3 separate regions of the Homo sapiens genome follow, and all the other regions are linked to region 3. A link is a contact called in ENCODE Hi-C data. All regions are on one chromosome and are shown on one strand. The core of a region is the stretch at or near the end of the contact, and the rest is flanking DNA. Distances in the headings are between cores, read along the strand shown.

What was found. A loop is a pair of places that touch in the nucleus more often than their neighbours do. Pooled maps may share reads with other maps.
Region 1: a loop to region 3 is called in a map of naive thymus-derived CD4-positive, alpha-beta T cell, with 7 times the contacts of the local background. The contact joins the enhancer-like site here to the promoter of FST in region 3. A Hi-C loop is called at or near these places in 3 of 168 maps with a recorded cell type or tissue (CD4-positive, alpha-beta memory T cell and naive thymus-derived CD4-positive, alpha-beta T cell), 3 of 37 single-sample maps with no recorded cell type and 12 of 50 pooled maps.
Region 2: a map of psoas muscle shows a loop between it and region 3 (2.7-fold over the local background). The contact joins the promoter of HSPB3 here to the promoter of FST in region 3. A Hi-C loop is called at or near these places in 1 of 168 maps with a recorded cell type or tissue (psoas muscle), 1 of 37 single-sample maps with no recorded cell type and 2 of 50 pooled maps.

What each region holds. Positions count from the first base shown.
Region 1 is chr5:52,946,377-52,950,040 of GRCh38, forward strand. It overlaps ITGA1 (integrin subunit alpha 1), which reads left to right. Exons shown (of 29, transcript NM_181501.2): 28 at 969-1,085. It overlaps ITGA2-AS1 (ITGA2 antisense RNA 1), which reads right to left. Exons shown (of 4, transcript NR_186583.1): 3 at 2,449-2,531. Among named protein-coding and RNA genes, the nearest start is that of ITGA2, 41 kb to the right of the region's middle. Within about 2 kb of position 2,306, at least 6 of the 41 ENCODE cell types and tissues checked have a DNase peak (open chromatin) inside an H3K27ac peak, as active enhancers do.
Region 2 is chr5:54,453,003-54,457,173 of GRCh38, forward strand. HSPB3 (heat shock protein family B (small) member 3) reads left to right here and starts at 2,697. Exons shown (of 1, transcript NM_006308.3): 1 at 2,697-3,375. The coding sequence starts at 2,788. The coding sequence ends at 3,240.
Region 3 is chr5:53,477,737-53,481,886 of GRCh38, forward strand. FST (follistatin) reads left to right here and starts at 2,893. Exons shown (of 6, transcript NM_013409.3): 1 at 2,893-3,140. The coding sequence starts at 3,056. RefSeq lists an enhancer at 4,126-4,150.

The DNA.
Region 1 (3,664 bases), core at 1,056-3,555, 530 kb before region 3:
TTGTTTTGTTTTAAGAAACTGTCATAATGGTCTGATGCTGTATATGTCTACATTCTTGCCAGCTCTGTCACCTACCTGGAGTGATTTGAGAGGTTTTGATTAGTATCATGCATATACAAATCTCTCCCCTGTTAGTTTCTTTTTCTACCCTAATCTTCCCTCTAGGTAAAGAAATTGAGGTGTTACTGTTAAAGGCAAATACAGGGCTTGAACTATTACTAGCCATTGATATCTACCCTAAATTAATTTTTTTCAAATCCCCCAGGGATGAGACACAGAGCAGATAGGTTTCATTGAGGTTTGAGTGCCACCCTGAGAGAGCTTGAGTAGCTGGAACACTAAAAGCGGTCCATTTTACAGCTTTGCTTCAGTTAAAACCTGATTTATACATGTGGACCCAGTGATAAGTCAAGTAGAAGAAACATTGTGGTATAATGAAGAGCACACTGGGAGTGAATACATATGCAAACATTCACTTACCCATACACTTGACATGTATGCATTATACTTTCAATTTATAAACAAAAAATTATGCACACTAGAAATAAAATAAGGAGACTTTCTCAGGTTCTTATGACAACAAACTGCGACATTCCAATCTAAACTAATGCTATTGTGATAATACAGTAGTGTACTAATTAATCTTTAACACACATAATACTTTGGTTCTCCCTGAGTTAAACAGAAATTCACTCCTCCCCTTGAGCATTCCAATCCATTGACATTTAACCCTTTATGTATAAATTTCAGAAGGATAATATTATAAATACCTTTTGGTAATAATAAATTTGACATAGTTAGAGATTTAGACTAGATGAAGAGCATTTTCTAATGTAAATCTAATGTTTTCTCATTATATAGTAACGAGATTAATGCACTGGTAGAGAATTGTAGCCTGCAAGAACTCAATGTTCCAGGAGTTCTAATAGGTGTTTATTATGTTAACAATCTTGTTTAATAATTTTCAGCTTGCTATTCAAATATCCAAAGATGGGCTACCGGGCAGAGTGCCATTATGGGTCATCCTGCTGAGTGCTTTTGCCGGATTGTTGCTGTTAATGCTGCTCATTTTAGCACTGTGGAAGGTAAACACCAAAATTCCTTTGACTCTCTACTTCAATCATCAACAGCAAACTGGAGAAATAAGCTCTGATATATTCAGACTATGTAATATAGTATTATTACAGCAATGAAACAAACGTTGAAATGATGACTAAGGGAAAGAAAAAAGAAAAATGCGTATTTCAAACACTGCACACAACTTGACCCAATTTTTGTAAAGGAAAAAAAACTTATTTTAAGTTAGAAATAGTCAAAAATTCACAAAAGTATCTTTCTAGAGTTTAGTATGATAGGGGACTTTCACATGTGTAACAATTAAAATTTTATAATAAGTATGTATTTCTTTTATAAACAGAGAACAATGAAAACTGTCTTTTATAGAGAAAGAAAAAATGAATTCCTATGTCAATTTAAGGATATATAAGCAGTAGATTCAAGGTTAAAATAAGCCTTGTTTTAATCACATCTCCATGTGTCTTAAATATCAAATAATTCTTTAATGTTTAAATATATATGGCACATTTTATGTAATAAATTGTGTGCCTGAGTGGAGGATAAGGGATCAGCTGATGTAGGGGAGATCTTAAAGTTTCACAGACTCCTATTTCAAATTCTGTGGTAAATGTGAGTAACCACCTATTTTGTGTCAAGTAACTCTGGATATTTATGTAATGTTTTGCTTAGGCTGAAATAGACATGATTTTTAAAACTCTTAGCAGCTGTATAATTTTCACATTAAGTAGAATTGAGATGACAGCTTTTGGGATAAGTTGAATAGAGAATAACATCCCATACAGAGTTGAATGTTTTTTCAATTAAATATCAAATAAGCATTTATTCTAGCATAATATCCCCCTAGATTTTACCTATTGTTTTGTTAAATAGTTAAATTATGTTAAAAATATAGGTTGTGGCTACATATTAATTGTTCTATTACCTGAGCAACATAATTATTTAATCAAATAGTTTAAATAGCAAGTTTCTCTCCCACTGAAATACCAACTGTTCCTATCCTTTCTTACTCTCCTATGACTCACTTCCTCTTTTGAGGGGCTTAGTCTCAGAGGAGATGGTGAACAAAGCCAGATGTAGGTCAGTGGCATTTAATTCAGTAAATAGAATCCATGGCTTTTCTCTAGCAAAGTTCCCCAAACAAAATTCTCCACTATAGCCAATGTCCAGCTCTTCCTTCTACTTTATAAGGGATCAGTGTTCTCTCTGTAATACCTAGCTTTGCCACACTGTGGTACCCAAGGCCTGGCTTATTGGTGTCAAGGTTGTACTTGAAATATAGGAAGTGGTTTCTTCATTTCTATGCACCTCTAATAGAGAGTGTTACTGTTGATTTTTTTCAGCATAGTCTTCTGTTCTCAGCACTGCACTTACCTCTATGGTTTTAGAACACCGCTGGCAGGAGAAGAGGAAAACCAGAGCTGATATTTGGATAGGTTCTTTCAGGCCTTGTACCTCTGTTTCAGACAAACAAATAGGAAATTTCAGTCACCTATTTTTCAGTCAGTAGTCTGAAAAAGCATAAATGTAAAACTAAGCTCATTGTTTCATCCAGATAATGATGTGTTGATACATTCTGACAGCTTCTTAGGTTATTATTAATATTATTATTATTGCAGGCCCAAAAGAAGATCATTTGACAAACTTTGGGCTGTCTTACCCGGTAGAAATAGTTCAGCCACTTCATTGGGAGGCCCAGCAATCAGAACTGTGATTCTAAGGTAGAAGGGAAGAAACTAGCTCTTATCGAATGCTTACTATGTGCAGGGAGCTATTTTAAACATTTCTGCTTTAAGCATTCCCACTTAATACTCATATCAACCTTATGAGGTCGTATGAACCTCCTCTTTTAAGTGAAGAACATAAAATTTAAGTATATTTCCCAAAGACACATAGTGAGATTCAGAGTAAGGATCTGAATTCTGTGCCAAAACCACTGACTATTATCACTCTGTGTTCTCTCTTGCTTCCATTCACTCTGGTGTCCTTGCAACAATCTTTTCGACCAAGTATTTTAACTACATTTTACACCTGAGGACATTAAAGCAAAGGGAGGTAAAGTGACTCTCCCATGATTACTAGCTAGTAAATGACTGGATTCAAGGAATGATCTACAGAGCTCTTTCTTTTTCCAATATATCCTACTGCTGCAGGCTATAGGGTAGGGCTCTTTACTCTGGAGCTCCAGGAGTTGGGTTTTGTTCAAGAGAGTCATGAACTCTCTTAAACACATAATACTGTCTTTGGTTTTGGAATGAGGGTCCCTGGTTGGATTCAGACTTTCGGTAGTTCCATTATATCAAGAAGGCTAATCCCACTTCCCCCTACTTTAAAGTTCTGTTGGAAGCTGCCTGAAGCATGAGTTCAGTTGCAGTAGGTTCAGAAGAGCTACTCTTATCCCAGACATCTTTTTTATTCTAACTAGATCTGGATCAGACACCTCAGGACTATCCCTTCTTCCTTCCTTTCCTGAATCCCACCAGTTTGGAGTTCATTGGAACTCCCAAGTCTGAGTCTCTGTGTAAGAGACAGGCCAAAAGTTTCTCTTAGAGCAGAGATTCACTTTCAAAAGACACAGTCTTTATATCTT
Region 2 (4,171 bases), core at 1,447-3,946, 980 kb after region 3:
TGGTCCACAGAGCGAGACTCCATCTCAAAAAAAAAAAAAAGTACCACTTTGGGGGTGGTGTTGATAATGGGGGAGGCTGTACATGTGTAGGGGTAGGAGGCATGTAGGAAATGTCTGTAGCTTTCCCTCAGTTTTGCTGTAAATCTTACTAGTGTTTGAATGCCAAATCCTTAAGATCATATCTATTTCTTGTCACTGGCAGTGAGTTCTGTTCTTGACTTTCCACTAAGAGCAGTACTGATGACAACATCCCGCAGTATTTTATGAGCCGGAGAACATTAACATATCTAAAAGAGTACATTTTCCTCTGGAGGGCCACCAGCCTGTAAACTGCAGGTCAAAAAGCTGAGTGTGAACAGCATTGTTAGGACATGTTTCTAAGTGTATGCCAATATGTCCACAGAGGTTTTTTTAGACTTATAAAGCGAGCTAAAGAAGACTTTTGTTCCATTTTCTGATTTTTAATTTATATAGACATTTTTTCATTTGAAGAAAGTGCATATATTTTTAAAGGAAAGGTACTCTTAAGTCTATCCATTTAAGAAAATATTAATCTCCATGGAGAAGAAATTTTCCATATTTTAAAATTTATTGTGTGTAGGTATATTCCATATACACTCTATAAATAAAAAGCACACTGGCTGGGCGCAGTGGCTCATATCTATAATCCCAATGCTTTGGGAGGCTGAGGCGGGCAGATCACCTGAGGTCAGGAGTTTGAGACCAGCCTGGCCAACATTGTGAAACCCTGTCTCTACTAAAGATACAAAAATTATCTGGGTGTGATGGCAGACGCCTATAGTCCCAGCTACTCAGGAGGCTGAGGCAGGAGAATCACTTGAACCTAGGAGGTGGAGGTTGCAGTGAGCCAAGATGGCACTACTGCACTCCAGCCTGGGCAACAGAGCGACACTCCATCTCAAAAAAATAAATAAATAAATAAAATAAAAAGCACACACTATCACAAAGAAGATGGTGGCAAAAATAATAATAAAAATAGTAAGTAAATAAATAGCACAGAAGTATTTACAGTAAAAAATTAGGTCTCCTTCCAGCCCCCACCTGCCAATCACTCTCAGGAGGCACCCACTGTCTTCAGCTACAAAGCTTTCAGAGAGATTTTATTAATATAAGCAAATACATACTTTTTAAAAAAGTATAAATAAGGCCTGGTGCAGTGGCTCACGTCTGTAATTCCAGCACTTTGGGAGGATGAGGTGGAAGGATCTCTTCAGGCCAGGAGTTAGAGACCAGCCTGGGCAACATAACAAGACCCCCATCTCTAAAAAAACAATCAAAAAAACTAACTGGGCATGGTGGCATGGTTCTATAGTCCCAGCTACTCAGGAAGCTGAGAGTGAGGGATTTCTTGATTCCAGGACTTCGAGGCTGTCACCCACTCCAGCTTGGGTGACAGAGCAAGACTCTGTCTCAAAAAAAAAAAAAGTATAAACACTAGCATATCATATATTGCCCTGGACTTTTCTTTTTGATTTAACATATCTTGGAGATTCTTCCATAGCTGTGGATAAGGAGTTGCCTCATTCTTTTTCAGGGTAAGTTTAGTATAAAGGGTGATATAGTGGGGAAATTATATTTAATTTATTTTTGCCAACTCAGTAGCAGAGCTGTGACAAGATTAATCCTTAGATTTTTGGAGGTTCATATCAAATCATTCAAAGCTTTGACATTTTTCTCTTCTTTGTGGCTCTATTTTCATCACTAAAATTCCCCATCCTATGCCCCTGCAGCCCCCATCTGACGTTTGTCACTTCTCTAGCTTAGTCATCTGATCTAATTTTGATGAGTCAGATGTAAATAAACCCAGATAATGTGTCTTTTAGCCCAAAAGACTAAAAGATAAAATAAAAGGAAATGCATAGGACACAGGGCAGTTTGTTGAATGGCTGAGATTTGAATATGTGTGTATTAATTCTTTCTGAATTACAGCTAGATTCTGCCCTCCCCAGCTTTGTATCTGGAGACGAGGGAAAATGTGATCCCAGTTCATATTATGAGTGAACATCTCTGACTGTTCTAAGAAGTCCTATTCCCTTAGATTACTGAAGTTCACAGGGAGAAAGCACCCACCCAGATATTTTTGGTTTTTGTTTGTTTGTTTGTTTGTTGAGATGGAGTCTCACTCTATTGCCCAGGCTAGAGTGCAACGGTATGGTCTTGGCTCGCTGAAACCTTTGCCTCCTGGTTCAAGCGATTCTCCTACCTCAACCTCCCAAGTAGCTAAGATTTCAGACATAAGCCACCATGCCCAGCTAATTTTTGTGTTTTTAGTACAGACAGGGTTTCACCACATTGTTCAGGCTGGGCTTGAACTCCTGACCTCAGGCGATCCACCCGCCTCAGCCTCCCGAAGTGCTGGGATTACAGGCATGAGCCACCGCACCTGGCCTCACCCAGATATTTTTCAAATACCATTTTCGATTCCCACTCTCTTTCTTGAAGTAAGCAAGGCAGACACATTTGCCAAGGATAACTGAGAATGTAAGGGCAATCCATGACTGGGCAGCTTGTGCAGGCTGTGTGCTAAATGCACTGGGAAACATGCCCTATAAATAGCCGTTCATTGTCAGCATGTGTGAAAAGACAAGAGAGCATTCCGTGCTATGATTCAGGCCTAATTAAGTGATTGCGTCTGGGCACGGCTATAAACCACTAGCTGCTTCAACTGGTAATCCAGTCAGTAGGCAACTGCAGGGGCTCGCCACTGACTGAAGGCAGTGGAAGGTTGGCAGAAGGAGGCTGTTCAAGGCTGTTTTTGCCTTCACTATGGCAAAAATCATTTTGAGGCACCTCATAGAGATTCCAGTGCGTTACCAGGAAGAGTTTGAAGCTCGAGGTCTAGAAGACTGCAGGCTGGATCATGCTTTATATGCACTGCCTGGGCCAACCATCGTGGACCTGAGGAAAACCAGGGCAGCGCAGTCTCCTCCAGTGGACTCAGCGGCAGAGACGCCACCCCGAGAAGGCAAATCCCACTTTCAGATCCTGCTGGACGTGGTCCAGTTCCTCCCTGAAGACATCATCATTCAGACCTTCGAAGGCTGGCTGCTGATAAAAGCACAACACGGAACCAGAATGGATGAGCACGGTTTTATCTCAAGAAGCTTCACCCGACAGTACAAACTACCAGATGGTGTGGAAATCAAAGATTTGTCTGCAGTCCTCTGTCATGATGGAATTTTGGTGGTGGAAGTAAAGGATCCAGTTGGGACTAAGTGACATCGTATCGGTTCCTGTTCAGATGACATGGGGAAGATGATGGTTCAGCCACTGGTACTACGAGAATGTTTGTATTACCCACATTTGAAATGATTTGCTATGATTTTTATGAAGATTAAAAATATATACACAGTTCCTGGTATGTTGAGGTTGTCTTTATTATTCTTACTCAGAAAGGAAAATTTGTAAATATGTTTGTGTGGCTCAAACTGATACTATTCTTACAACTGAAACATTGAAAATACAGAAGGCTGTATTTGGATATTAGAGAGGACTCCGAATTGTTTCTTATTATTCCAACAATGCCAGCTGCATTTGTAATCACTGATGGCAAAAGAGCTATACCCATTTAAGGAATTCCTATCCATTTTATGAAAATCTTTTATTTTGCCAAAAAGAGTTGTGATTCCCTTCACTCGATAAGCTTTTCTTTTTAATGTATTTTAATTAAAATGAGGTTTTATAAATATGGAGTGCAAAAATTAAAATACAGTATTTGGAAATTGGGTCTGATATCTATTTATGATTTAGTATAGTTGTTACTGCCTTAAAGGTCAATGGGAATTTTCAGATATAAATCTTATTTTTAAAAAGTTCAAATATGTACCTCATTCATCTTTTTAAAGATATACTGAATCCTATCTGAAGTGTTTTGACTTTTTAAAGATAGTATAAGTTCTATGGACACGTACAAAATGTTCATGAGATATGTATTTACATATCCTCTTGTAAATTAATATGAAGCTTAAGGACACCACTTTTAAAAGTTTGATTGCTGAATTCAGTGAGTTTTAATCTGTGCTTTTTAGATGCTCCATAAACTTAGATGGCAAAATGTAACACATCTGCTATCTCTGCATAATCCTTAGCTTTAAATAGCCTGGCAGCCAATGGAAGTTCAACACCTGAGCTTACACTGCGTGTCTGAGTT
Region 3 (4,150 bases), core at 1,643-4,142:
TTTGTGTATACTTGTATGACCCTTTTACATCAACATGTTATATGTACATATAGGAATGAACAAAATTAAAATCTAATAAGAACATACAAGTTATATCACTATTCTCCTTGCTATACGGTTATAAAATATGATGAGATTATGAACTTTAAAACAATCTTCCCAAAGATATTGAGAAAATAAATATGGATTAAAACGTGATTCTATATTTCTCCAGGCAAGATGACTTCATATACAACTAGGCATATAAGTAAAATTTAAATATTTTGTATAGTCCTAGGGTGGAAAGTCTAAGAAAAAGACCCCAGTTTCCAGAGGCTACTGGCCAATTCAGGACCAATAAATATATTTAAACTGGAGACAAATATAAAATCATGTAATTATGTATGATCATTGATAGCATTGCTGTAAGATCCAGTTACTTACCATCTGAGATCTTTTATGCATTTGGAATGTTTATTTTTCAACCTTGGATATACGGTTTGATACCTCTACCTTAAAAAGAAGCTGTGTCTCTTGCTGCCATTAAAAGACAGGGTAGGGGGAAAAGTCAAGTAACAATACTTGTTAGCTTCTCTTTCCTTTAACTTATCCCTGGGCAGGGGTGGGGGAACCTTTAAGCAGAGAAAACAAACTTTCCCTCCAGCACATCATTGTATAAGGACTATACCATTTCTCTGAATAAAGAAGAAATAAATTCAGCTTTGGAACTCTGCCATTGAGTGGCGGCTCCTGCAAAGGGGACAGTTTGCTATTAATTGTTAATGTCGTCTGCCATTAGAGGGCACTAAACAACTCTACATTAATGAGTTGGAGGGAAGAGAGAAAAGGAGACTGGAAAAGAAAGAGAGGGAGAAAAGGGAGGGAGAGTACGGGTAGAGTCTGGGTAGAGGGAGGGAAGGAGAGAAGAGGGGAAGGAGTAGGGGAAAGAGAGCAGAGGGAATGAGTTGGAGGACTGGAGGGAAAGGGAGAAGGGGAGAGAGACAGCGAGACAGAAACAGACAGAATGATTCTGGAAAGATTAAGAAGGATGTGGAGCCCCCACAGCCGTCTGAAGTGAGCAAAATCCAGTCTCCCCCGGGCCGCCCGAGCCCCTCCCCTCCCGTCCTCATGACGGTAATTATAAAGCGAAAAGCGGCGGCGAGGTCACCCGCTTTTACCAGCCTGCTGCACCGAATGCGCGCGGTGCAGGTGCGGCGGCCGCGGGGCTTTGTGATTCATGCCCACTTTCAAAGGGGGGCTTGGGCCCGTCTGAGAGGCACCCAAACAACTGTCTTCTAATATTAGCACGGCTGTATTTCGGGATCTATTATAGTCTGTCCAGACAGATCCCATTGTAATGGGATCTTTTATTAAAAGATTAGCACTATCTCCTGCAGTTGGTGGAAAAAAATCTGTTATCACTGAGTTATTTGCAGTTGTGGAGGGGGGAAGGTTGACGGAAGATGGGGGGTGGGAGGGCTAGAGGAGGACTGGGGGAGGGTCTGGCGGGGGGAGGGCAGTTGCAGGGGGGGAAGAAGGGCAGATTTGAAATTCGTAGAACAAATCCCAGTGACCTGCGAATGTCCAAGAATTTTGTCTGCATACTTCGCTATCTGTTGTCCTTCGGGCTTCAGATGCGAAAAGAACAAATTTAAAAGGCAGCTTTGGAATAAACAATATAGCATTTTCCGTGAAGTAATCGTTTTATATAAAAGGAAATATCGCCTCCTCAGTTTCATTCAGCGGTGCCAAAAATGTTATAAATGAGAGACCCGCCAACTTTCAGCGAAGAATGCCAGGCACTGTACTTAATAAACTGAGGCTACAGAAGTTCATTATGGATGTTGCAATCTTTTTTATTCCGCGAAAAGAGAGAAGACGAGACAGAAAGAGAGAGAGATTGGAGCCGAGGAGACTGAGAGACAGACAGAGGCACACAGGACAGAAACTGGGGAGTCTCCAGGCGGGAGAGGAAGGGGGGGCCAGACCGCCTACGTCGGCGCCCCCGCTCCGGGCTCCGACTCCAGACGCCGCGAAGTGAAAGGGGAGAAAAGAAAGGGAGAGGGCGAGGCTGTGCCGCGGGGAGACCGGGCCTGAGGTGTTAAACATTTTTGTTTGCTTCCGACTAGTCCAGACGAAGGGCCGCGTCTCGGTAGCGCTCTGCCAGGGTGGAAGGTGCCGGGGCCGGGGTTCCTAGCAACACCTCTGGGCTGGGGGTGGCTGCAAAGTCAGGCACTCACAGACCCAGACACAAAACCTCGCGGGTCCCGCGCCCAGGCTGCGGGTGCCCGGAACCGCCGCGAGGCCGGCGCGCTCCGACCCGACCCGGGGCGGGATATTTGGGCAGCCCGGGGCTCTTCGGCCGTTTGCAAAAGTCTCTTTGGAGCGGAGGAGAGGCAGCACGGAGACAAACTCCCGGGTTCCCCCCGCCACCGCCTCCAGCGCCCCCACCGCGCCCTCCCTCTCACACTCGCGCGCGCGCGCACACACACTCACACACACACTCACACACACACCCGCCACCCCGGGCGCGCCGGCGCTGCCGGCGAGCGGCGGCGAGCAGGACTTGAAGTGGGTGTTCTTCCCCACTCCCCACCCCCGACGCGTAGCCCCCAACCCCCGCCCCGGTCGCCTTCCCCCTCCCTCTCGCTCCTACGCAAATAAGAACTCGACGATTCCCTTCCAGCCGTTTTGATTTCGGGCACCTCCGAAAGATAATTGGGAAGGGTTTCCAGAAGGTGGGAAATGTCACCTGATTCACACTGAACTTTTGAAAGCTCCCCACCCCCAAGGAGCCGCGCACACCCTCGCTCGCGGCCGCCCTCCCACAGCCCCACACACTGGGAGACCGCCCACCGCAAACCGCGGAGACCCCCGTCTAGATTTAAAGCGCGGCTGCGCCCGGCTTCTGACGTCCATTGAATCGCGCGGGCGGCCGGCGGCGAGCGCGGGGCTGCGCCGGGATCGCTGCGCCCTCCGCCGCTGGCCTCTGCGACGCGCGCCGCTCGCCCGAGCCACCCGCCGCCGCGCCGGCTCCCCGCGCCGCTGCGCTCCTCGCCCCGCGCCTGCCCCCAGGATGGTCCGCGCGAGGCACCAGCCGGGTGGGCTTTGCCTCCTGCTGCTGCTGCTCTGCCAGTTCATGGAGGACCGCAGTGCCCAGGGTAAGCGAGTGGGGATGCGCTGGGGAGGCTTGGCTGAGGACAGGGGGGTCGACTTTTCTGTGGTCTCCACTTGGTCTGTTCTGAGCAACGCTGCTCTCGGAAGATGTTGAACCAACTTGGGGACTCCGGGATGGAGAGGAGTGGGAAAATTGTAGGCAATGACACTTTAGGACTGGGAACTGAGTTTGGAGCTCGGTTATCTTGAAAAAGGAAAGGGAGCGAGCTGGGGTCTTAGTAGTTAGGGTTAAATGCTCCAAGTTCTGGCCATGATAACTTTAGATGTGATCTCCTCTGTTTGGCTCTGAAGAAGGGAACAAGTATCAGTAGTAGCCTGGAGATTTCAGTCGACCCATTTGCAGTCTCATCTCTCTCCCTCCCACATCTTTTGGATACTTAAAAAAAAAAAAGGAAAGAAAGAAAAGAAAACCTGGGGGTTTGGGGGAGAGATACTGAATTTTATTTGGTGGCTGGGGGACGTGGTTTCAGAAACTTTGCCCAAACTTGGAAATGTGGGTGCTGAAGATTTTCAAGGGAAGTAGCTTTCTGCCTAGTGGATGCTTCTTCCAACCCCATCCCCCATTCTCGCAAAAAAAAAAAAAAAAAAAAAAAAGCCAAATTATTACCCCAAAGTGCTTTGAGCACTTTACAGTTTTTTTCCCCTCTGCCTCATTCTTCTTTCTGACCCTTAGCTTTCTGTAAAACAGTGAGCAGCCCATAACTGACTTAAATTCTGAAATGGGTTAAGAGCAAATTTCTGAAGCTTGCCTTTTAAAAATAGATTTGTTTATTTCAATTAGTCTTTGGGCAGAATGTTTAAAATAATAATAGCAGCTTGCGATCCAATGATTGTTAAAGTCATATTGGTGATTCATGAGAAGTCTTCTCGACCCAAATCCGAACATTAAAAAGGGGGAAGAGGGAGAAATCACTTGCAAATATTTCTTGCTAGGTATGAGATAGGTACTTATAACCGTGAAATGGTAGGAAGACTCCCCCCTCCCCCCACCTTA